3 separate regions of the Mus musculus genome follow, and regions 1 and 3 are each linked to region 2. The links are chromatin loops, found by intact Hi-C in ENCODE. Cell type or tissue: left cerebral cortex. All regions are shown on one strand.

The links. A loop is a pair of places that touch in the nucleus more often than their neighbours do. Peaks named below come from ENCODE experiments on the same cell type or tissue, not always from the same donor. Only the 100,000 strongest peaks of a DNase experiment are listed, where the experiment ranks them.
Region 1: it touches region 2 in a loop (3.0-fold over the local background); 6 of 42 quality-filtered maps call a loop at or near these places.
Region 3: it touches region 2 in a loop (5-fold over the local background); 2 of 42 quality-filtered maps call a loop at or near these places.

The regions. Positions count from the first base shown.
Region 1 is chr5:122,704,533-122,712,532 of GRCm38, reverse strand. P2rx4 (purinergic receptor P2X, ligand-gated ion channel 4) reads right to left here and starts at 4,989. Exons shown (of 12, transcript NM_011026.3): 1 at 4,746-4,989. The coding sequence starts at 4,879. In left cerebral cortex, CTCF peaks have their summits at 3,133 (motif pointing left), 4,700 and 4,903; DNase peaks (open chromatin) are centred at 4,831 and 6,349; H3K4me3 peaks cover 1,555 bases; H3K27ac peaks cover 2,005 bases.
Region 2 is chr5:122,649,109-122,657,108 of GRCm38, reverse strand. It overlaps P2rx7 (purinergic receptor P2X, ligand-gated ion channel, 7), which reads right to left. Exons shown (of 13, transcript NM_011027.4): 2 at 4,214-4,382; 3 at 2,880-2,948; 4 at 25-97. Among named protein-coding and RNA genes, the nearest start is that of P2rx7, 9.2 kb to the right of the region's middle. In left cerebral cortex, no CTCF peak of the experiment used is centred here; DNase peaks (open chromatin) are centred at 3,836, 4,505, 6,719, 7,609 and 2 more places; H3K27ac peaks cover 4,717 bases.
Region 3 is chr5:122,770,524-122,778,523 of GRCm38, reverse strand. The region is part of intron 1 of Camkk2 (calcium/calmodulin-dependent protein kinase kinase 2, beta); the gene reads left to right. Among named protein-coding and RNA genes, the nearest start is that of Camkk2, 4.9 kb to the left of the region's middle. In left cerebral cortex, a CTCF peak has its summit at 6,257 (motif pointing right); DNase peaks (open chromatin) are centred at 1,018, 2,759, 3,344, 7,540 and 1 more place; H3K4me3 peaks cover 1,502 bases; H3K27ac peaks cover 3,041 bases.

The sequences.
Region 1 (8,000 bases), 55 kb before region 2:
TAAGATGACCCCCCCTGCCTCAGTCTCCCAAGCATGCACCATGTTCTGCACTGGGAATTTGTGTTTGTGACTGCATATATAGACCAGAGAGCAGCCTCAGGTGTTCTTGCTCCAAAGACATCCACTTGGGTTTTGATATGGCAGTTTTTTTTTAAAGATTTATTTATTTATTTATTATATGTAAGTACATTGTAGCTGTCTTCAGACACTCCAGAAGAGGGAGTCAGATCTCGTTACGGATGGATGTGAGCCACCATGTGGTTGCTGGGATTTGAACTCTGGACCTTCGGAAGAGCAGTCCGGTGCTCTAACCCACTGAGCAGTTTTATCACGTAGCTCTGGATGGCCTGGAATTTCCTATGTAAATCAGTCTGGTCTTGAACTCCCTAAAATCCACCTGCTTCTGCCTCCTGAGTGCTGGGATTAAGGACATGTGCCACCCCCATGGCTGGCTTCCACCTTGTTTTTCTGAGACAGGATCTTACTGGGGCTGGATGATTAGATTAGCCATCGAGCCCCAGGGACCTGTGTCTGCCTCCCCAGGGCTGGGATTACAGGTGTGTGATCCAGCACCTTGTTCTGGGGGTCCAACTCTGGTCCTCCAGCTTGTGCTTTGAGGACTTCACTGTCTGAGCTCTCCTCACCCCCTCGGGAAACTTTTACAGTCCTGTGTTCCTTTTTCCTAGGAATTCTATTCAGGTCATCTTCTTCTGCTCCTTCCTTCTGAAGTAAGGGCATTGCTGCTGGCCTGATTAACTACAAACCTGAAGGTTCCTGTGTGAGTGCTGGGGTCACTGGGTCACTTAACTGCTCTGCGTCTCAGCTTGTCCTGCCTTTACACTGAGAAGGATAACAGGACTTCACAGGATTGCAGTGAGATAAGTTAATAAGGCAAGGGTAATACCTTACTTAATCAGTGCAGAGCAATCTAAACACTGCCAAGAGCTGATGTCACATTGCTACAGAACACCAGTCTATGTTGTTTCAGATACACCCTCAAAAGACTTCAGAAATAGGTATTGTTTTTACCTTTTCTATTTTTTCTTTTCTTTCTTTCTTTCTTTTTTTTAAAAAAGATTTACTTGTTTATTTTATATTGTATATGAGTACACTGTAGTTGTCTTGTCTTCAGACACACTAGAAGAAGGCTTCAGATGACATTGCAGATGGTTGTGAGCCACCATGTGGTTGCTGGGAATTGAACTCAGGACCTCTGGAAGAGCAGTCAGTGCTCTTAACTGCTTAGCCATCTCTCCACCCCTCTTTCTTCCTTCCTTTCTTTCTTTCTTTCTTTCTTTCTTTCTTTCTTTCTTTCTTTCTTTCTTCCTTCCTTTCTTTCTTTCTTTCTTTTCGACAGGGTTTCCCTTTGTGGCTCTGGCTGTCCTGGAACCTACTCTGTAGACCAAGCTAGCCTTGAACTCAGAGATCCACCTGCCTCTACCTACTCTGTGCTGGGATGAAAGGTATGTGCCACCACTGCCTGGCTCTTGGGTTACTTCCTCCTGGGTTTGTTTGATATAAGCCATCCCCGATCCTCTGCCCATCCTAAAGATGGTTTCTCTCCCACCGAGCCCTCTTCTGCAGGGCGCTAATGATGGAGAGGTGAGGGCAGAAAGACTGTGGGTTTTATGACCCAGTGCACCGAGTTGCTGAATCCAGGAATGAGAGATGACACCATCATCATGGGCTTATTTCCTCATCACATGAGTAAGATCCCTGGGAATTCTGGGCAAGTCTTTCCGCAGAATTCCCTCACGCACAAAGAGATTGCACTTTCACCAAGAGTAATGAAATCAGGAAGTTAACACAGAAAAGCCAGGTGTGATGAAGCGTGCTTATAAAGCCCGGCACTTGGCCGGGCAGTGATGGCGCATGCCTTTAATCCCAGCACTTGGGAGGTAGAGGCAGGCAGATTTCTGAGTTCAAGACCAGCCTAGGTTACAGAAGTTACTGGCCAGATAATCACAGATCTTGTCTTTAAAAAAAAAAAAAAAAAAGAAGGAACAGGAAAACTAATGACATATTTTATGTGGTCCAATATAGGAAAAAAATTGGGGGGGTGGAATAGGGGACGGGATGAGACAGGATTTCTCTGTGTAGCCCCAACTGTCCCAAAACTCACTCTGTAGAACAGGCTGTCCTGGAACTCAGAGATCCTGCCTCTGTCTTCCCGAGCACTGGGATTAAAGACTTGTGCCACCACCACCCTGAGACATCATCAATTTCTAAAGTATTAGACTGGAACTGGACTTGGTAGTGTACACCTGTAATCCCCTCACTTGGAAGGTGGAGACAGGATTGGGAGTCCAGTCTCGTCATCCTTGGTTACAGACTGAGTAGGATAGCCTGGGCTACATGAACCTGTCCTACCCACAAGCCCCACAACCTCCTTGCTGGTGAGATGGTTTCAGCGGGTAAAAGTGATCACCACATATGTCTAAGAACCCGAGTTCCATCCCTGGAACCCACAATAGAAGGAGAGAAGTGACTTCTAAAAGGTGTCCCCTGGCATCCTTGTGTGCTGTGGCATGTTCCCGCACTCATACACAGATACATACCCAAAAATAAAATCAACATTTAAACAAACAATAGCACAAAGCTTGTCTGGTATGCAGAAGGCCTTTGGTACCTCAGGGGAAAAAGTACTGATATGGAATTTTACTTTTTTGGTGTACTATATCAAATATAAAACCTCGTGTGTTTTTTTTGTTGTTTTTGTTTTAGTCTGAGTGCATTTTAATTGAGACAGCTTGAGCATTCAGTGGCTGCATGTGGCCCTCTTCCAATGACAACAGCCACAGAATCTTATGGGTGAACAGATTATCCCAGGAAAACAAAAGCCGAGAGCTCAAAGCTACTGGTGAGCCCCTGATTCCAGATACTCCAATCCAAGTTATTTAGTGAGCTAGCAGCAGGGCTCAGTACTGGAGAGCCCATCCCGAGCACTGGAATTATTCACTCCAGAGACTTAATCTAATCTGCATTTAGATACTGGCCTCTCAGGCTGGAGAGATGGCTCAGCGATTAAGAGCACTGACTGCTCTTCCGAAGGTACTGAGTTCAAATCCCAGCAACCACATGGTGGCTCACAACCCCCTGTAATGAGATCTGACGCCCTCTTCTGGTGTGTCTGAAGACAGCTACAGGTACTTAATAAAAATAATAAATAAATCTTTGGGCTGGAGCAGTCAGAGACTGAGGGAGTGGGTTGACCGGAGCGAGCAGAGGTCCTATATACAATTCTCCACAACCACATGAAGGCTCACAACCATCTGAACAGCTACAGTGTATTCATATACATAAAAATAAAAAAAAATCTTAAAAAAAAAATAGATACTGGCCAGGGGTTTTTCAGGTACTGGTGACTGAATGACTCCAAGGCCTCATGCTAAAGAGGACGTTTTTTGGAGACAGGGGCTCACATAGCTCAGGCGAGCATTCTTCTGCCTCAGCCCCATGAATACTGGGATTGCAGACATACTGATTACTGCCTCCTCCAGCTTCAGCGAGTCTTATCTAGTGTCTACCGCTTCCATATGGTGGAAGCTACAACCTTGTGAGCGGAAACTCCTCTGCATTCTTTTGAATGCCCTTAGGCGGTCTGAACAGATTCCAGACCTAACACCAAAGCAGGAGACCTGTTGATTTATTATTTAGTTGGGACACTGTAATAATTCTGGTTGTCCTGAAACTATGTAGACCAGGCTGGCTTTGAACTCATAGATATCTGCCTACCTGTCTCTCACCAGTGCTAGGATTAAAGGCTGTATCTTAGGCATTCTTAACCATCTCTCTGGGCCATCTCTCCAGCCACCTGTGTACCTATTTCATATACCTAAGGCCACACAAAGCTTTCTCAGGTGAGTGTGGTCAGGCACAGAGGTCTTACAGCTCTGAGTCAGTTTGTGAATTGGCAATCTATCTGTGTTTTTTGTGGATTCCTAAGTGACTCCAATGTGTTGTTTGGGGACCCGTGCTTTAGGCCCTTTAGTAAGAAAACAGATCCACCTGTCACGCTAGCAGCTGTTGACACTCGAATACCTTGAAATTGGGCCCAGGAGGCAAGGTAAGGTTCACCATCTCTCCTGGGGTGTATTACAGCCTTACAGGTGCATCCAATTAAAATTAAACGTTTCATAACGCCTAGTGATGGGAGGGTATATATAAACAGTAATGAAGAGCAGAGTTTAGAATCAAAATCAGGCGGGTACTCATATTCCCAACCAATCCAACAAAACAAAGGAAGTGACCTTGGGACACTTTTGGGAAGTGTGACATCTCAAGGGTACTGGGTTATCAGAAGCTTCTTAAGGTAACAGAAACCACAGACCCAGAAAGTACCGAATGAAAACCACAAGCCTTGGTTTCTGTCCGAGTTTGAAAAGGAACCGAAGAGAAGTCCGTGACGCACAGAGTTAAGCCTTCCCTGCCCTGCCCCTCCACCAAGCCAAGGCGCAGCATGAAGCAAGTCGGGAGGGAAGGATGCGAGAAAGATGGGGTGACAGTCTAGCTAAGACGAGGCTTAGCTCCCAGGACGTCCAGTAGTCCCCAGTGTCCTGTTCAAGCTGGTTCCAGGTGGCTTGGCTAGAGCCCGGCGAGGGCGTGTCGCCGCCCCTTGAACTCGGGGAGGAGGGGCTTGGCCGGCTCAGCTATTGCCCCAGACCCAGAGAGCGAGCAAGGGGGCGCTGCCAGGTCCCGACAGTCTGGGTTGCCCCCAGCCGCGGCCCCTCCCCAGGCCCGCTCACCCAATGACGTAAGCCAGGATGAGCAGCTGCACCACGCGGTTCATGAGCCCCACTTTACGGCTGCGGATGAGCACGATGCGCGGCGTGTCGTACTCGAACAGGAAAGCCCGGAGCACGGAGCAGCAGCCTGCCATGGCTCCGCCGCCCGCTGCTCCGCGTCGTGGCCACCGCGGGTCGCCTTGTCGCTGCCACCACCACCACCGGGTCCGGGCAGCAGCCCCGCCCAGCAGCTCGGCCCGGAAATAGGCGGCGCGCGACCTGAGGAGCGCGTCTCCTCCCCCTCTGCCACCCCAGGGTGACGCCCCAACTCGTGACCCTCTCAAAGGGACGATCTAAAAAGCAAGAGTGGTATAGCACTAAGGGACGAATTACCTCTGGAGCAGGGAGCAAGGTCAGCTCCCGGAGGGACAAGGATAATGACGCCCTCAGGCCTAGGATTGAAAGGCAGACAGTTGAGTTCTGTTGCAAAGGACAGCTCTGCGGTTCAGATATAGGATAACGAGCCGTGCGCCAGGGGAACTTGGATAGGAGTTACATTCCTAGAGGACCCGAGTGCTGAAGAGTCAGTCCCCTGACTGAAGGAGGCAAACTTGATCTGGATGTAGTGGAGGGAGCCCCGCTGTGCTGCTTTATGAAACTATAGGGTGGGTGAATAAGTACCTGGTGTACTAGGATGTCTGCAGAAGTCAGCCACAAATGCCACCATATACCCCTCTTAGGCCTGAAGCCGATCCATGTCCCTACCCCTAGTCAGATAACTGTCGTAGTTGCACCTGAGAGGAGGCAACAGCCAGCACCTGGGGGGTGGGGGGGGGTCCCTGTAGCCATCTTGCTATTGAGAATGGCTTACCGCAAGCTTAGGGAGAATTGGAAAAATTCAAGCCCGTGGGGAGACACCATTGTTAAGGTCACATATATCCATTCCCTTCCGAAGTTTTTTTAATAGGCGTTTTATATTAAGTGTAACAGATACATCCAAGTACCCTTATACCAGGTACTGTCCAGCAAGCATAGTGAGAGCATCTCAGCCCTGTGCAGTATAAATATAGCAGGTAATATACACAAGGCTTGAGGTTCTAATCAGACTCCTCGCGGTTCTTTTCATTTTCTGCTCCATGCATCTTTTATTTCATCTGAGTTAGCTTCAGCTTCTGGTCACTTGGCTCCATGGATCTGAGAGAGCATGGTGGACCTTACAGAAAGGCATGGGGACAAGGTGTGTCTTTCCACCACCAGGTCCCAGGGAATTAGTTATTCCAGCTGGCTTCACCTCCTTTGTACCGCCTCCCAATGCTAAGATAAGATTTGCCGTTATGTCATAGCTCCCAATGTTAAGGTCTCTCAGCATCCAGTCCCCTCTCAGCATTATCTCCCACGTAGGGAAGAAGCCTTCAACACATGAAGGTTTGGGAAGAACTCTTCATACACAAGTCATAGTGCCCTGTTACCAGCGACTCATCACGGGATTTGAATGATTTTGAGTTTTAATCTAAGGCCTAGTGGGAAAACATGCCAGCCTGGTGTGGTGGCACATGCCTGTTATCCCAGCAGTCCGAAAGCAGAGCTGGGAGGATTGGCACAAGTTCAAAGCCAGCCTGGTTTATATACCTAGTTCTAACTATAGAGTGAGACCTTGTTTCCGTCTATAGTCAGTGAGTAGGATAGATGCTGCCAAATTTGACAACCTGAGTTTAATCCCTAGAACATAAGTGGTGGAAAAAAAGAGAACAAACTCCCACGATTGTCCTCCAGCGTGTGCGTGCCCCCCTCCTAGTACATTGTTTGAGAAAATTCTGAGACAAAAGAATAAATATAAGCCATGTGATATTTCCTTAATTCTTCTTGACCACTACTCTCTATGTCTTACTGGGTCATCATCCTGAGTTTCTCACACGCAGGACAAAGGCTCTGGCGTGACATCTCCAGCCCTGACTGCTTCTTATTTTGTAATACCTATTTGATTTTTTTTTCCCAAGACAGGGTTTCTCTGTGTAGCCCTGGCTGTCCTGGAACTCACTCTGTAGACCAGGCTGGCCTCGAACTCAGAAATCCGCCTGCCTCTGCCTCCAGAGTGCTGGGATCAAAGGCGTGCGCCACCATGCCTGGCTTGATTTTTTTTAAATGTATTCATCTTTAAAGGATTTATTTTTAATTATGGGTACTTGTGTGCATGTGACGTGTGTCATGCATATGTGCAAGAGGACACCGGATCTCGTGGAACTGGAGTTGTGGGCAGTTGTGAGCTACTTGATGTGTGTCATGAGTAGTTTTATAAGTCTTACAGTTTTTTTTCTCTATCCCAGCTAGCTTTCAAATAAATGAGACTGAAACTATTAGATTTATTTAATAGGCTTTACAGTATAAGATCTAAGCAGCTCTTAATCTATTCTAATTCTCTAAGGTAATCTGGCTGTCAACCAGCCAAAACCGCCTAGAAACTTGCAGTTTAATATCAGTCTGGCTCTCTCTGCTCCAGTCTGTTCTCATGGTATCTCCTGGACCCTCTCTACTTGGTGAATATTTCTTTCCTTCTCCCCTCACCCCCCAGCCCCCACCGCCACTGGCAGAAGTCCCGCCCTATTCTCTCCTCTAGTCAGTTATTGGTTAATAGAGCTTTTATTGACAAATAGAATAAATGGGGAGCAATGTTTGCACAAATTTGCGACAGCATGTCTTTGAATAAGCATTACAGTACCCTGCTTGCCATGTAACAGATATAAGAGCAAAGAGATCGACATTTGAATATTACAAGAATAATCTTTACACAGTAAACAAAAAATATTATGCCTACAGATGTGGGTGCTGGAAACCAAAACTTGGATTCTCTGGAAGAGTGATAGGCTATTACCAAACCACATCTCCGGCTTTTTATTGGGGGGGGGTTGTACATGCTCATACTGAGGCCAGAAAAGACATCAGATCCCTTGGAGCTGGAGCGTTGTTGTGGGTCACCTGACCTGAGTGCTTGGACTGAACTTTGGTCCTCTGCAGGACTAGCATGTCATCTTAACCACTGAGCCAGTTCTTCAGCCCCCACATCTCAGATTTTAATCGGGTTCAGTTGCTTTTGCTGTCATGTGCTTGACTGAGTGTGGTTGGTATTGAGCAACTTGGGGATTTTTAGTAAGAGTTTTTCAGTAAGGGTGGCAACACAATCCAAGGAAGAAAGAGCAGGCTTCAATAGATGACTCTAGAGCCAGAGTATAGCCACTCGCAAAAGAAGCCGAACGCCCGCTCCTATCTTATAGAAAATTA
Region 2 (8,000 bases):
CCAGGGAAAGCCATAGCAAAGTACCTTTGCTCTGTGGGTCCATCCACCCCTTTTTACAACGCCGGTCAGAAGAGCACTGTGCACCGCGCCTGGGATACTGCAGGAAGTAACGGAGAGTAAATACTGACCCGTGAGCCATCAAGATTCCACAGTTCATTGCAACACTACTCACAGTGGCCAGAAAGGGAACACAGACCGAATCCGTTAGTGTGAGAGGAGACAAGAAAAGATGGTACATTCATATGTGGAGTGTGTGTGTGTGTGTGTGTGTGTGTGTGCACGCGCTTATGCATTCTCAGTGTAGGCCAGAGGTCAGCATCAGCTGTCTTTTTCTATCACTCTTCCATATATATATTTGAGACAGGGTCTCCCATTGAGACTGTAGCTTACCTATTTGGCTGGGCTGGCCAGCCACCAAGCCCCAGTGCTCCACCAGTCTGTCTCCCCAACACTAGGATTACAAGTGTGCACAGCTGTACCCTGCTCTTTATGTGGATGCTGGGGATCAAACCCAGATCCTCACACTTGATAGTAAGCAGATTAGACTGATCCATCGTCCCAGGCCCCCATATGTGGTGTCTTATTCAGCCAGGCCCTGACACATGCTACATTATGGACTGCCTTCAAACCATGGTGTGGGACAAAAGGAGCGAGCCACAAGAGGCCACGTTTTGTGTGGTTCTCTAGATGGGAAATGTCCTGTGCACGTGAATAGGCAAATCCACAGAGTCAGAGAGCAGATTGATGGCTGTCCATGGCTTTTGGGAGGGTGGAAGAGATTGATCGCTAATGGGGATAGTTTGTTTTGGGGAGTCAAAGTTTCCTTGGGGAGGGGGTGATAGAAAATTTCTAGACTTAGGCGATGGTTTGCATGATGTATACTTGGAAGTCATGGGTTTTAGAGTATATGACTCTATCTCAATTAAAAACAAGAATAAATCAAAATGTAAACAGCAGATGTCAAGGCAGCCAAGAGGTCTTTTCCGGGATGGTCTCTGGGGTGGAGAGCAGGTGGCGAAGTTGAGGGTTATAGTGGCCTTGCCACCACAGAACCAAGTGAGCAGACAGGTACCACGATGCAGGGGGCAATGTGGGAAGGAAAGGACTCAGCCAGCACGCGCCAGCACGCTCCTGGCTGAAGAAAAATGGGTCAGCTATGTCTGGGGGCTCCAGGGCAGAATAAAGGGAGAGGGAAGAGAGCATTTTACTTTCTGCATGTTTGGCTTCATGCAGCCGGTCTAACAGCAGTCTCGGGAAAGACAGAGCAAATACCGGTGCACAATAGCCTCTGCCCATTGTCATCTGGGCATTTGTGTCTAAGATCCAGGCCAAGGTTCTAGGTCTTGAGTCCAGGTACTCCTGGGTCATGTGAGATCAGGTTTCTATGTGGGTCATGCTACCTTGGCTGAGTCATTTCACATCCTTTAAGCCTTGACCCCTCTGTTAAAGGAGGGTGACTTGCTTTGTCTGGCATGGCCCATGTGAGGGTGGAGTGGGTTTGGGAATGGGTTTAGCATGTAGTCCTTGCTCAGGGGATAGCTCACACAGTTTTCAGACTCATTTTCTCTTTACTGCCTGGATTGCTTCCTTTCTGTGACCCACCAGGCCCCGGGGTTCTTCTCTAAGTAACCCCTAGGTGCAACTATGAATCTTTTTGCCTGCAAATCCTAAGTCACATCTTTGTAGCCTAACTACCTGCTGGGTTCATTATAGGTCTTGAAAATTATAGAATGAATGAATGAATGAGTGAATGAATGAGTTATTATGTACTAATGCTCTTGGGCTATTGTGATTTTCATTTATCAGTTAGAAGGATCTCCCAGGAAATAAACCAATTCTGGGTTTGTTTTGTTTTCTTTGGTTTTTTGTTTTGTTTTTTAATCTCTAAAAGAAACTCTAACATTAATTTTGTGATTGTTGCATGGATTGGGGAGCTTTTTGACCATTCTCCTGGCTGACAGACCAAGTATCTGCCTCCCTTTTGAGCTGGGCCTCTCTGCGATCACAGAACTACCAGGAGGCAGCAGAACTTTAGGCCAGCTCCAGGCTTAAGCCTTCTTCCTTCTTGGCTCTGGGATTCCTGAGCAGTGGTTTGGAAGTCTGGTTACTCTCCTGGAGGTTGGAAAGATCCTGAGGAGAGAAAAACTCTTTAATAGAGTCCCTGGAAGGGAAGAGGAGCCCTGCACTTTTGAGCCTCCAAAGGAGCCTAATGGCAGCTCTGTGAGAAAGAAGCCAAAACAACAGAAAACCCACCCAGCAGGGCTCAGTCCACCACAGAACTGCGACAACAACCCCAGCTGTGTGAAGCCCTTCAGGTCCACAGGAGTTTGAATAGCTAGACCACACTGTGTATGTTCGGATGCACATTAGGGCGTGGATGCGTTTACTGAGTGGACCAGAGATAAGAGTATGGACAAATGAGAGGAGACACTCATGCAGGTGGAATGGTCCAGGCCAGAATGTAGTGTAGACTAAATTCCCCTCCCCAGAGTCATGTGGTGCCCTCAGGCTGGCTGCCTTGTGGAGGCCTTGGGTTTCATCTGCTGTGGGTGATCCTCTTGGTTCCAACAGCAGCATGTTTTCTGAGGGCTCACGGTGTACCGTGAGGCTATGCCTTAAGTAGTCTCTGGTATAAAATAGGGCCTTCCAGTTATCCTCCTGAATTTGTGAGGCTTCAGTGAGATGTGAACTAGATCACACACATGCCAGGAATCAGAACTGTTGTGAGCTGTTGCACAGAGCGCCGGCAAAGGAAAGAGTAGGTGTTTACACTGGCCCCTGGGCTGCAGCCCGAGACCAGGGTGTGGGCAGACAAAAACTTCTTGGTTCCCAGAATGCATCTCAGCCCTGCGTCCTATCAGAGTGGGTCCCCTGCTTACCTCAGGACACAGCGTCTGCACTTGGCCTTCTGACTTGACATAGTTTGTCATGACAAAGAATGAGTTCCCCTGCAGAGAGAAATGGAGGGACAAAGGCCAGGCCTTAGGGAGCAGAACTCCTTAAGCTGTCATAATGTGTTTTGCTAAGTGCTAGGGGGGCGAGCCTTTGTACTCTTGGAAGCCTTTTGAAACCAGCCGTGGGCAGCGCAAGGACTCTGCTGAGGGCTTAATATCAAAGCCGCAGGAACTGTTCCCACTGGGCAAGGGGGAGCAGAGGAGATTTCAAAGGAGGGGGAGCAGTCATTTTCTGAGCCAGCCTCAAAAGCAGCTGTTTCATTTTCTGACACAGTAAAAATCCCATTAAATCGAGACTCTGGAGAGCCAGGGATGCGGAGGTGGGGTGTGGGCTGCACCCTGGGCAGGCTGTTCAGATTTCTCAAGGCTTAATGGAAGGCCACAGGGCTTCCCACTACCTGGGCAATCAGTGGCTTTTGTGGTTTCTAGCTGGAAACAAATAGCAGCTTGGGCCTGATGCTTTTGCCAAGTGCCCTACCTCCCCAGGGTGGCGAATGGGCCATTTTGTTCCTTCCCCACCATCTGTTCCTAACTCCTCGGCCCCTCTTTTATTTCTCCTTTTTTGGTAACCGCTTTCATTTTCTCGGCTTTGCAAACTCAGCTAACCATACACTTCTCCGTGGTCTACCCCTTCTCTTTCTTCGTCACCACATCCTTTCTTTTGAAAGACTTGAGAATCATCTCCTGGCGACCTTTTTCAATAACAGAACACACAAACCTCATAGAGGACAAGCCCTCTGCCCTTCTGAACCCGGGCTGAGCTTGCCAGGCAGTGACCCTACTCCTAAAGCCCTGTGCGTCCTAGTGTGAGTGAATGAGATCGTGTTTGGAACGCGCCAGGACGCGCGGTGCTATTTTGAGCAGCCCGGTAGGACTGGATAAAGCAAAGACGCATCTTCTTTGATGCAGCTGGATGTGACCCAGTTTTGCCATTTTTAGGTTTTCTCAGTTGGGATTTTTTTTTTCTCACAGGTTTTAAATAGGGCCAGTGTCTCTTTTCTTTTGAGACAAGGTCTTATGTATTCCAGGCTGACCTCAAACTCACTGTGCATCTGAGGGTGACCTTGAACAGCTGATTCTCCAGCCTTGATCTCCTGGGGCTGCAGGGTTTCATGCTTACTAGCCAAGCATTCTACCAGTTGAGCTACATATTCTTAGTCCCAAACTCTCTTTTTTTATTTTTATTTTTTAATGAGACCCTAGACCCCTAAGGATGGGGATGGGGACAGAAACGTGACCTGGAATTCCACGGCACTCACCTGCAAAGGGAAGGTGTAGTCTGCAGTGTCAAAGATGCTGTGTCCTAACTTCGTCACCCCACCCTCTGTGACATTCTCCGTCACCTCTGCTATGCCTTTGACCTTGGTGTGCACGGAGCTGATAACAGGCTCTTTCCGCTGGTACAGCTTATCGCTCACCAAAGCAAAGCTGAGGACAGAGGAAAAAACTTCAGTGGCTTCCTCACAACAGAGGACAGCAGTTTGGGCGGTAGATTCTTGGGGGAAGGGGTGTCACTGGAGCTGCTGCTGGTGACAGTCTGCTTCTGCTTCCTTGGGACTCTCCCTGCTACAAACTGGGGCTACCAGCTGTACCTGCCTCTCCCATTATCACTACCTACTTTAGATGGCAATCTCAACTCAGAGATCTGCTCTGGGTGAGTTGAATGGCTCTGTCCCAGACTCAGTGCCACACTGGCTTGGCTTGCTCTTGTTTCAGGGGATTACATTCTCTCTCTCTCTCTCTCTCTCTCTCTCAGATAGGGAGACAGGACCTGTCTATACTGGTGCCCTCCTGGTCCACACCGGGACACCCTTCAAATTCACAAAGCCCCTCCTAGCTCTGCCTCTTGAGTGCTGGGATTAAAGGCATGTGCCACCACACCCTCCATTTATAAGAAATGCACAGAATCAATAAATCTATACAGAAGGAAAATGGATAGTTGCCAGGAGAGGAGAAATGGAGAGGGGCCGTTAATGGGTATATTACTTCCTTTTAAGATGACAGAAATACATTGGTAGACAAAGGCATTATTACAGGATATCGTGTACCTCTTAAATGACACTGGTGACATTAAATGACATTTTTACATTAAAATAGTCCTTCATTCCTCCCCCTTTTAGGTGGTCAGTTTTATGCTATATGAATTTCACCTCCATAGGTGAGATGAATATCACACATAGGCAGATGCCTATAGAAATATCAAAACAAAGGAACAGAGATCTAAGTCAGGATGATGCTCATGGAGGAAAAACAGTGAAATGGGGCAAAGGATAAGTTTACAGGGAGCAGAGCTGGATCATCAGACTCTGTTTCTTAAGTCGCACAGAAGCACATTGATATCACATTATCCACAGTATATTCTAGTGTTTCTGCAGGAGGGATTAAAGAAGGAACACATTGGTCTAGTGAGGTGGTTTCCATGCATAAAATCACTTGCTGACAAGATTGACAATCCGGGTTCAATCCCCAGGACCCACCCGATGACCGAAGGCAAGAACTGACTTCTGAACATTATTCCCTGACTTCCACATGGACACCAGGGCACATGAGCACGTGACTGCGCACAAAATGTAGACAGTTTAAAAAAAAAGATGTTAGAGCTAGAAATCCAGATTTGGGACCCACTCAGCATGTCTGATGCAGAGTGCAATAGAACACATGTAGACAAATCCAATTACGAGTGCTCTGTCTCACCCTGGCCTCAAATCACATAGAAATACTTGGGATTTTCTTTCAAGCTATACCTTGCAACTTCATCCCAGAGCAACTGGTGCTCTACCTCAGTCTGATGTATCATCCCCATTCTAGAATTATGCAACACATGATAATCTCCAATTGAATCCAACTTTTTTGAACTAGTAAAGGCTTTGGAAATGTAATAGACCTTTGTATCATAATGAACACGAAAATTCTACTAACATATTCCAGAAATGAATCAAAGGAGGGACGAGGCAAAGAGAGACTGCAGCGTCTTGCCCTTTAAAAAGAGTAGTCTAATGTTCAATTCAATCACCAACTCTTTTTTGTTGTTGTTGTTTTGTTTTTTGTTTTGTTTTTCGAGCCAGGGTTTCTCTGTGTAGCCCTGGCTGTCCTGGAACTCACTCTGTATCTGTAGACCAGGCTGGCCTCGAACTCAGAAATCCACCTGCCTCTGCCTCCCAAGTGCTGGGATTAAAAGCGTGTGCCACCACGCCCAGGCCCCAGTCACCAACTCTTGATTTCATGGAATGATTCAAGAGAAGCTAGGCCTCTTCTCTGGGCCATGGGTTCAGTCCATGAATGGGAGTGTGTGTGTGTGATAATTCTCTAGTCTGTAATCCCAGTGACTCTTAGCTCTAAGAAACAGATGGTCAGTGCTTTCGGGTGCATGCAAAGCCACCAGTCCCTGGAGCAAACACAGTATCAAGGGGCTGGAATCTAGCTGAACCTGGTAGGATGGGCGAGATTTAGAGGAACTGGAGAACCTGGCAGGCAGAAGAGATCAGACACAGAAGAAGCTAGGGTCACCCAGAGACCCTGGCCAAAGTAGGGGTAGCCTGGAGGAGCAGGGATGCAGTGGAGGTAGAGAAAGAGGTTGGGCCAGGGAGCCCTGGGACTGGCTCTGTCTGGACTCACCAGATATAGACGCAGATGGCCCCTAGGAAGGTGTTCTTCAGCGTCCCGATCCATATGCTATGGATTTCAAGGACTTTCCCGGATTTATGGCTGCATAAGTGGCTCACGGGCAGCATGGTGAGAAGGTTCTCAGAGCACCACCAGGGGAGGAAGTGACTCGAAGCAAAGTCTGCCTATTTCTTTTAAAGGAACCCCAGAGTTCTGAGCAAAGATAACTCTAAAGCAAAAGCTCTGAGAGAGACCTCCCTCTTCAAAGAGCTGGGGCCTCGCTTCAGGCTTTGCTTCCTGTACTCACACCCTCACTCATGGGGCCGGGCAGCATCTGTAGGAGCATCTTCTTCCCAGGTCAACGGCATACACATTTACACATTTGTGGCTCAGTTCCTTGGGCCAGACTACAGAAGGCTACATTGTTTCATGCAGTGAACATCAGCAAAGCAACAGTGTTGCACACTGCCTTTCACAAGTCAGTCTCTTCGCCCCCTGTGTGATAGCACCCTTGGCTGTCCTGGACTGGCTTTGTAGACCATGCTGGCCTCACAGATATCCTCCTGTCTCTGCCTCCCGAGTGCTAAGATTAAAGGCACGTGCCTCCACCCCTGACCACAAGGGTCATGGCAGCTCCGTCTACATGGACATGACTGAGATGAAGGGTTCCAGACAGCACCTTGGGTATCAGTCTGGAGATGAGGACAGATGACACAACTGTGAGAGCCCTCTGAAGGAGTAGAGTGCAGGATGGACCTGTCACCTGTCAAGGGTGATTACCAAAGGAAGAGGACCAGGCAAGCTCCCTCCCCCCCCATGGTTGCTGGCTGGTCCCCGTGAAGATGACCATGGTGATGGTGGTGATTTTTCATTGATCTGTCTCCCTCTTTTCCTCTTCTGCATTTAAATATAATATTCCCATCTTAAAAATAAACCTTCCCCCCCCACCCCACCCCCCGCCCTCCATTCTTCTCTGCTGCCGTAATGCAGGACCTGACTCCTCCTATGGTGCCTAGTCTTTTGAAAGAGTGAGTCACCGCATCCATTTCCGCACTTCCATTCACTCCTCCACCCACTCCAGTCTGGCTCCCACCCCCACCTCACCGCTTCTCCAGAGCCTCCCTCGCCAACCCGTGCTCTCTCCCTTCCCTCCCGGGGCCAGCAGGCCTGCTGCAGATGCCCTGACTGACACCAGTGACTTCCTTCTTCTTTCTTTCTTTCTTTCTTTCTTTCTTTCTTCTTCTTCTTCTTCTTCTTCTTCTTCTTCTTCTTCTTCTTCTTCTTCTTCTTCTTCTTCTTCTTCTTCTTCTTCTTCTTCTTCTTCTCCTTCTCCTTCTCCTTCTCCTTCTCCTTCTCCTTCTCCTTCTTTTTCTAACCACAGCCTCAAGGAGTCTACATTCTTCCGACCTCCTTGGATCTCCCTGACGTCTGTCTCAGAATGCT
Region 3 (8,000 bases), 120 kb before region 2:
ATCTGGGGGTGGGTGGGTCATGCTCCGCATTCATTACCCTAGATGCAACTTTTACCTTCCTCAACCTCCTCTGTGATGTTCCCCCAGTCCTGGAGTAGAAACTTCAGGTGCCCTGGGGCATTAATGATGTCTTTTACTCCTCCTCCTGACTCTGCCCCCACAGGACCTAGAGGAGGATTGCTCTGCCTCCCCACAGCTCCTTTGTTCTTTGGAAGTGGCAGGGGCTGCCGCTGTTCCCAAACCCACAGAAACTGCGGTTTCAGAATAGATCGTGCTATCAGTGTACAGAAGCAGCTTCAGTTTGCCCGATCCCCCTCCTTGTACACTCTACTGCTGTACACTTCATCAAAAATGTCATATGCCGGGCCATGGTGGCATACACTTTTAATCCCAGCACTCGGGAGGCAGAGGCAGGTGCATTTCTGAGTTCGAGGCCACCCTGGTCTACAAAGTGAGTTCCAGGACAGCCAGGGCTACACAGAGAAAGCCTGTCTCGAAAAACCACAAAACAAAACAAAACACAAAAACAAAAGAAAACCCCGTCATATGATGAGCCCCTACCTTGGATAACCGTAATTACATTTTTCATTTATGCCAGGAATAGAACCCAGTGCCAGCAGCAGGCTAAGCCCACCTTTAACTAGTGAGCTTACACTCCCACCCCCTCATTAACATTCATTGAGTTCTTGATGTGTGGCAAATAACTTTATCTTGCCTGGGTCATCTCATTTGATGCTAACCCAAATCCTTTGTGGTGGGGAGTTTTTGGTCACCGTAGTTGAGAATAGGAGATTAAAGTGCCTAGTATTGAATGGCTCAGAGAGGTTAGTTAACTTAGCCAGGATCACACAGACATTGCCAGGCTTCCCTTGCCTTTCTGGGGGTAGGTAGCCCAGGCCTGTTTGCTAGGCTGTGTAGGAGGACACAGACAGAGGTGCTGCTGTCCCAGCAGGACTCAGGCTTGGCTTTCCCTGCAGTTGCTGGTGGGCTAATAACTATGCAGTATTTCTTAGAGGACGGTCCCACCCCTCCTGGTGAGCATTTGGAAACACGTGGGAGGTGACTTTTGGCTTGTCAAAATGAGACTAAGCACTCTTGGTGTTTAGTGGGCAGGAGCTAGGGAATGCCAAATGTCCTATAAGAATGTCCCTACCTCAAATGCCAGGAGGGAGATGCTGAGAAATGCTGTGAGCCTCAAGTGCTGGGAGAGAGGGAGAGAGGGAGAGAGGGAGAGAGGGAGAGAGAGAGAGAGAGAGAGAGAGAGAGAGAGAGAGAGAGAGAGCACGCCATGGGGTGCTATTTCTGGAGAAATCTGTTCTGATGGGAGTAAATCCCAGCGGCTCCCTGGAGGAGGTGTCAGTTATGCCAAGGCTTCTGAGATGGGCTGAAAAGTTGAGGGACTGGGTAGAGGGACTTTGTGATTGGCTGTGGACAGTGGCTAGGGCTGCTTTCTTTCCGCTATCCTGGGAATCTGTACATGCGCTGTGTCAAGTTGCTCCTCTGAGTTTGAGTCCTTGGACTCGTGGGCAAGAGAGTCCCAAGGTGGCTCTCAGGCTGCAGTGCTTGCTCTCTCTGATCTGAGCACATCTAACCTTGTTCCTCAGAAGCTGAGGGAGTTAGAGGTTTCTCTTTCTCTGATTCTCCAAGATGTCTCAGACTGGAGATGTGGCTCAGTTGATAGAGCGCTTGCCTGGTGCACTTTGCTAGCAAGCCCTCTGCCACCAAACTCCATTCTCTGGTTCTTTTTAAAAACAAAACAAAACAAAATCAAGGTGAAGTCCCTCCCCAGGTGGCATTTAGGACACTCAGTGTCATATGTCTGTTCCAGCTGTCTGGTTTCAGAGCATTCCTATTAGAAGGAAATTCTTTACCTAATAAACTATCACTCCTTGTTCCCAGCATCCCTCCCTCCACCCTTTGGCAGGCACCCACACATCAGCTTTCTCTGGGATTTGTGCACTGTGGATGTTTCCTGTGAGTTGCATCTTATATAATAGGTGGTCTTTTGTGCCTCAGAATCATCTTCTATACTTCCTTTTTTATGGCTGCGTAATATTCCACGCTGCGAGCAGACTACACCTGACTTATTTATCATGACAGACATTTGTGTTGTTTTGGTATATGGGCTTCTCTTTCTTTCTCTCCTCTGGGAGCCAGGGTCTCATGCAGACACCACTGTGCCTAGCTGACTTTCTTCTTCTTCTTCTTCTTCTTCTTCTTCTTCTTCTTCTTCTTCTTCTTCTTCTTCTTCTTCTTCTTCTTCTTTTCTTCTTCCTTTTTTTTTTTTTCAGTTATAAAACCTTTTAAGCGCAGAGAAAAATGCCAAAGTTTGGTTTTGCTTTGTCCGTTTGGGTTAATTTGTACTTCACAAGGCAGGAAGGAGGCCCTGGGTGTGGCAGGAACTCAGTCTGGCTCTGTAGCATCCAACCCCCTGTTTGGGGGGTCTGGGAACAGACACTGTACTGTGGGGAGCTCATGGGAACTGGGGCCCCCTCCCTCTGGGAGTCTCTGAGCTGCTGGGGGAGGCCTGTGCAACAGATGAGCCGCATTCTAGACTCTCCCCCCCCCCCGGTTTGGAAAGGGAGAGGGAGAAAACTGGAGCTTCTGCCGTGCCCCCACACCCACCCCACCCCACCCTGAAAGCTGCGGAGGGACTATTTCTGTGTTGCCTCCTTTTATCCCGGCGGCTGTAAATAGTTGAGAGATGGCAGTTACGGAGATAAAAAAAAAATGCTAATTCCAACCTGGAAAGGAGGGAGGACCGATGATCCCCGCAGGAAGTGGGGGCGAGGAGGGGAGACCGAGGCATCTGCCCTCTGCCCTGAATTGAGGGAAGGCCGAGGTGGGTGGTGATGCCCAAGTGCTTCTGTTAAGGGAACCCTTAACGGGGAGTCGGCGGTTAGACAGGAGGATGAGCCAGAGATCCCATTCCCTGGCTCGTTTTTGTTCGAGGCAGGATCCTGCTTTGTGACCTAGACTGGCCGTGAACTGAAAAGATCGTCCTGCCTCTGCCTCCCTCTCCCTGGGATTCGTGTGCCTCTCTGCCTACCTAGCTCCCCTGTGCTGTTGAACGGCAGGAGCATTGCTGTCAAAGACTCTGGCAGAGAGAGAGAGTGAGCCTTTCGGTTTATTTCAGACCTTGATCCCCATTCTGGGTCCAGGTGTGGGGGACAGGTGGCCCTGTAGACCCGGTTTCCTGGTGTGTCCCTGCTTAGGGGGCGGTGTACTTGAGGCTGGAGAAGGAAGGAGGCGGGTTAAACATTCTATAGCCAAGCAGGATGAGGGAGGGAGAGCCGTGTGGGAGGGCAAGATAAGGCCCCTTGTCTCTGATTGGCCAGACTCTGTATTGCTGGATTGGATCTCTCTTCCTCTCTGTGTCTCTGTATCTCTCTCTGTCTCTCTCCACCCCCGCCCCCGCCCTCTCTCTCTGTTCCCATTACAGACTAAAATTCCGTTTGTTTCTCTGCCTCTGCCTTTGGTTCAGTGGAAGTCTGGGAGGGAGTCATGGGAAAAGCGCTAGGAAGGAAGCCGGCTACTTCTCACCTCATGTTCCGCCCCCCTGAAACACGCGCCCCGCTCACCCACGTGGCCGCCCTTTCTGTATCCTCAAGGTCTTCGGAGCCCTGACTGCAGACAGGGTTGTCCTGATATTTTAACGATCCGTGACCTCTCATATCTCTGAAAGTGGCCAGCAGTGACTCAGAAACTCCTTGGTCACTCAGGGGCTCCGGCCCTGGGCGGTAAGAATCTGGACATCTGGCTCTAGTCCTTGCCCAGCCGCAAGCCCCGCTGCCTGCTTTCTCTCACCTACTCTGGTTTTTAGCATCTCCACCTGCAGGCCCCTCCGCCCCCTATATCTGTTGCTGAAGCAGTGGACAGCTCTGACAGCATATCACTTTGGATGTGAAAAACAAATAATAAAACCACATTTCTGCCCCCCCCCTCCCCCCCATTCGAGGCCCGTCATGGCGGTGCCCACGTTTAGTTCCAGCGCTTAGGACGCAGAGGCAGGCACATAGATAGATCCCTAGGGATCTCTGAGTTTGAGGCCAGCCTGGTCTACAGATCAGGTTCTAGGACAGCTAGGGTTATAGAGACCGTATCTCAAAAAGATTAAAAAAAATTTTTTTTTGGTTTTGTTTTTGTTTTTAGTGTAAGTTAAAGTCAGTCAAGGACTTTTTATTTTCTTAATTTATGTGTATGTTTGTGTGAATATACACCATCTGTACGCCAGGGCTCACAGAAGCCAGAAGAGAATGTTGGATGTCCTGGCGCTGGACATGGGCAGTTGTGAGCTGCTTTGTAAGTGCTGGGACCTAAACCCAGGTCCCCTGCAAGAGCAGGAGATGCTTGTAACTACTGTCTCTCCAGCCAGGAGTTAGACCTCATACCCTCGGAAGTCTTTGCTATGCTTTGGTTTAGTGTGTGTTCGTACCCAAGACTTCCCTGGCTGTGTGATCATGGGCAAGACCCTCTGCCTCAGTCTCCTCACTAGAGAAGTAGAGAATAATGCGGTTACCATGACAACTAAGAAGTTGATACAGGCTTAGCATGATGTGGCCGGGAGAGTTAGTCCCACAGCTGCCGCAGCTGCAGCTGTCAGAGCTGTTTCCAAGAGGGTGAGATTCCCCAGCGAGCGGTGTTTCTCCCGTTTAGCCTGCTCACTGGTTCTCCGGCACTTTTTTTTTGTTTCGTTTGTTTCCCTTTATGGTAAACAAAACGAAAGGTTGACTTTGTAAGGGTTGTTTCCTTACTAGGGAGCAAGGTAAGGGCTGCCTGGGTTCTCGGGGAAGTGGCAGCTGCCTTGCAGTTTGGCCTGCATGAGAGCCCAAAGCTTTTATGACCCTCAGTTCTTCGTCACTTGTAGGTCAGTCTTGGCTCAGGGAGCTGAAAACACTAGGGTATGTGGGCTTCAGGCATGGAGGAATCAGGGTGCCAGCGCGGTTTTCCATCCATTTTCTTCCCTTGATGGGCATCATTCTAAGGCGGGGTTCTCCCAGCACTAAGTTCAGCAGAAAGAACTCTCCCCGCCGCCCCCTTTGAACATTGAAAAAACTGGCAGTAAGACCCACTAGCCTGAGTTCAATACATAAGTTCTCTTGAATCCATGACCTGACCAGAAGAGTTGATGTCCAGTTGGGCAGTTTTGTGCATGGTGGTGGGGTCTGCTCTATAGGGGTGCCTCACAGGGAAGGATATGTTCCTAGGCGTAAACTGGGCTGCCGTCCTAAGACTAAAGGAATTCGGACTCCAGGTCAGTTGAAGACAACTTCTCACCTTCCGACTGGCCTTGGGATGGGTGTCTGAAATGTACAACCTCCAGCTTACATCTGCTGGGTGCCAGCTGTGTTCTAAAAAGTTTTAGGCCTGAGAATTCAGGGCTGAATTCAGAACCTCGTTCTCTCCAGCCAGTCGAGCCACATTGCTGGCTTGCGTCTGGGCATTTGTTCCCGATACAGGTGGAGACAGCTGCCTTTGGTCTCCCCTCATATAGACTGAGTTCTAAGGATGGCAGCTATGTGGCCGATAGGAGCCTCTTGTTAGATTCAACCCAGCCTGTACGTTACTCATGAGACAGTTTGGGACCTTTGCGAGGCTCCGTCCATAACTTTTAAGGTTTTTTTTCTTGGAAGACACAGACCAGGACTGTCAGCTGTAGCATTTGCAGAGGCCCCAAGAGCCACTTCAGGCATCTAGGTGAAACAAAACAAAACTCTGAGTTGTTTTAGTGATATTTGAAACTACCATATGACTCTAGGTAAGTCAGTAATCTTTAATTTTTTTCTAAAATTTATCTGTTTGTTTATTTATTTGAGACAGGGTTTCTCTGTGTAGCCCTGGTTGTCCTGGAACTCACTCTGTAGACCAGGCTGACTTTGAACTCAGAGATCTGCCTGCCTCTGCCTCCCAAGTGCTGGGACTAACACCGCGATAGTTTGAAACGAGCTCTCTCACTGAGCCCTGCACTTAGCAGTCGGCAGTTGCACTGGGCTTTATTCCGAGGGTTCTGTGGAGCTCCGGGTCTCCCTGCTTGCATGCGCATTCACCACAGGCATTGTACCGAGGGGACCATCTCCTGCGTCCCCTTCTTGGTTTATTTTTGATTGGTTGGTTGGTTGGCTAGCTGTGGTGGTATATACCTGTAATCCTCACAGTCAGGAGGCTGAGGCAGGAGGATCACAAAGCTAGCCTAGGCCTTATAGTGAGGCACTGCTTCAAAACAAAAAGTTTTTTTTTTCCTTTTTTAAAAAAATTTTATTTATTTATTATATGTAAGTACACTGTAGCTGTCTTCAGACACCAGAAGTGGGCGCCAGATCTCGTTATGGATGGTTATGAGCCACCATGTGGTTGCTGGGATTTGAACTCAGGACCTTCGGAAGAGCAGTCAGTGCTCTTAACCGTTGAGCCATCTCTCAACCCCACAAAAAGTTTTTTTTTAATTTTAATTAGAAAGGGAAAATATTTACCGGGACAGACTTCCTTTATGCCCCAGGGTCCCCAGCTTCCTTCTGTGTCACCAATGCCTCTCTCCTGTTCTCTTGTGTATTAGTCTGGCTGTCCCCGTTTGTGGTTATGGGCACACTCCTTTTAAATGGTTCATGGATTGTTGGTCCCTTGATACAGAAATCACATGTAGCTCCTCTATAATGGCTCGGAGTTTTCCTTTGACCCATTGAGTTTGTTTGTTTGTTTGTTTATTTGTTTTGATCTTCACACGCTCTCACTGTGTAGCCCTGGCTGGCCTTCTATTTGCTGTGTAGCTGAGGATGAGCCCTGAGACCTTAAACAACGTCTCCTATGCCTGCACCTCCGTAGTATTATAGGTGAGCACCCCTGTGCCTGATTTACACCATGCTGGCGACCCAGGGCCTCTTGCAGGCTTGATAAGCCCAGTTGATTGATGGATTGATCTTTCTACCTAACGGCTTGTTAAAAGAACAAATGAGTGAAATGAGTTTCCTCTAGGGCCTTGGGCCTCAGTTTCCCCAGGTGAGAGAGGATGTGGCTGTTTACCCGACTCCAGCGTGGTATCGTTCCTGGCCTTGGCAGGATCTGTAGAGCTGATTTGCACGCCCCCACCTTTTTTTTTTTTTTTTTTTTTTTTTTTTTTTTTGTCTTGGAGTGCCAGAAGGAGGGGCTCTGAGGACCCTGATGGACCCCGAGAAAGGTGTGTCTCTGATTTGGAGGCCCACGTACTAACTTGTTATACTACAGCTCCCGTAGTGGCTCAGCTCAACTTAGGCTCAACTCGGCATAGCATTTGGCAGGCAGCAGTTGCTGGTTGGAAATGGCCCCCAGGAAATGGAGATGGCCAAGCGTTTCCTGGAGGCCTTTTGGCCAAGCGTTTCCTGGAGGCCTGTGCCACTTTGGCTTCCTGGCAGAGGAAGGAGCATTCCTCTCATCCCGGCTGGGGACTGGCTCCATCTGCTCCAGGAAGGGTCTGGTGACTCCGTTGGGTGCCCTGGAGGTGAGGGAGGGAGGGAGGGAGGAGAGGGGGGCTTCCGGGTGGGGCAGTGCTTGTGATTCATGGGGAACTAACTGCCAGGCCCAGGCAGGGCTGCTGGCATTTTGTCAAACCCCAGCAGCTTGTAGGAATGCCCTTTTCAGTCCTGTGTTCCGATCCCTGCCCTTCCTGGTAGCGGGCTCGTCCCGGGGGGATTACACAACCACGCAGAGTTTCTCCATGCCTGGTGCCTGAGACTCCAAGCAGTCTCAGTACAGTCTTTGATGCCAAACTCTTGTCTTTTAAGTTTATTTTTCTTGCTAGAGAAAGTATTGGTAGCTTCATTAGATTCTTGTGGGGTCTCTGGTCCCTAAAGGATTCAGAGTCCTGGCTGAGAGTGTAGGGATGGGACAGGATGTGTCCACGCCCTCCTGGTCTTTGTGCCTCTCTTCCCTAGACCTGGATGGGCCTGCCTTTCCTTCACAGGCAGCCCTAGCCTGGTCTGAGCACTCTCTTCTCCTCCTTCCTTCAGACCTTGAAGGCCAAGCCTGCG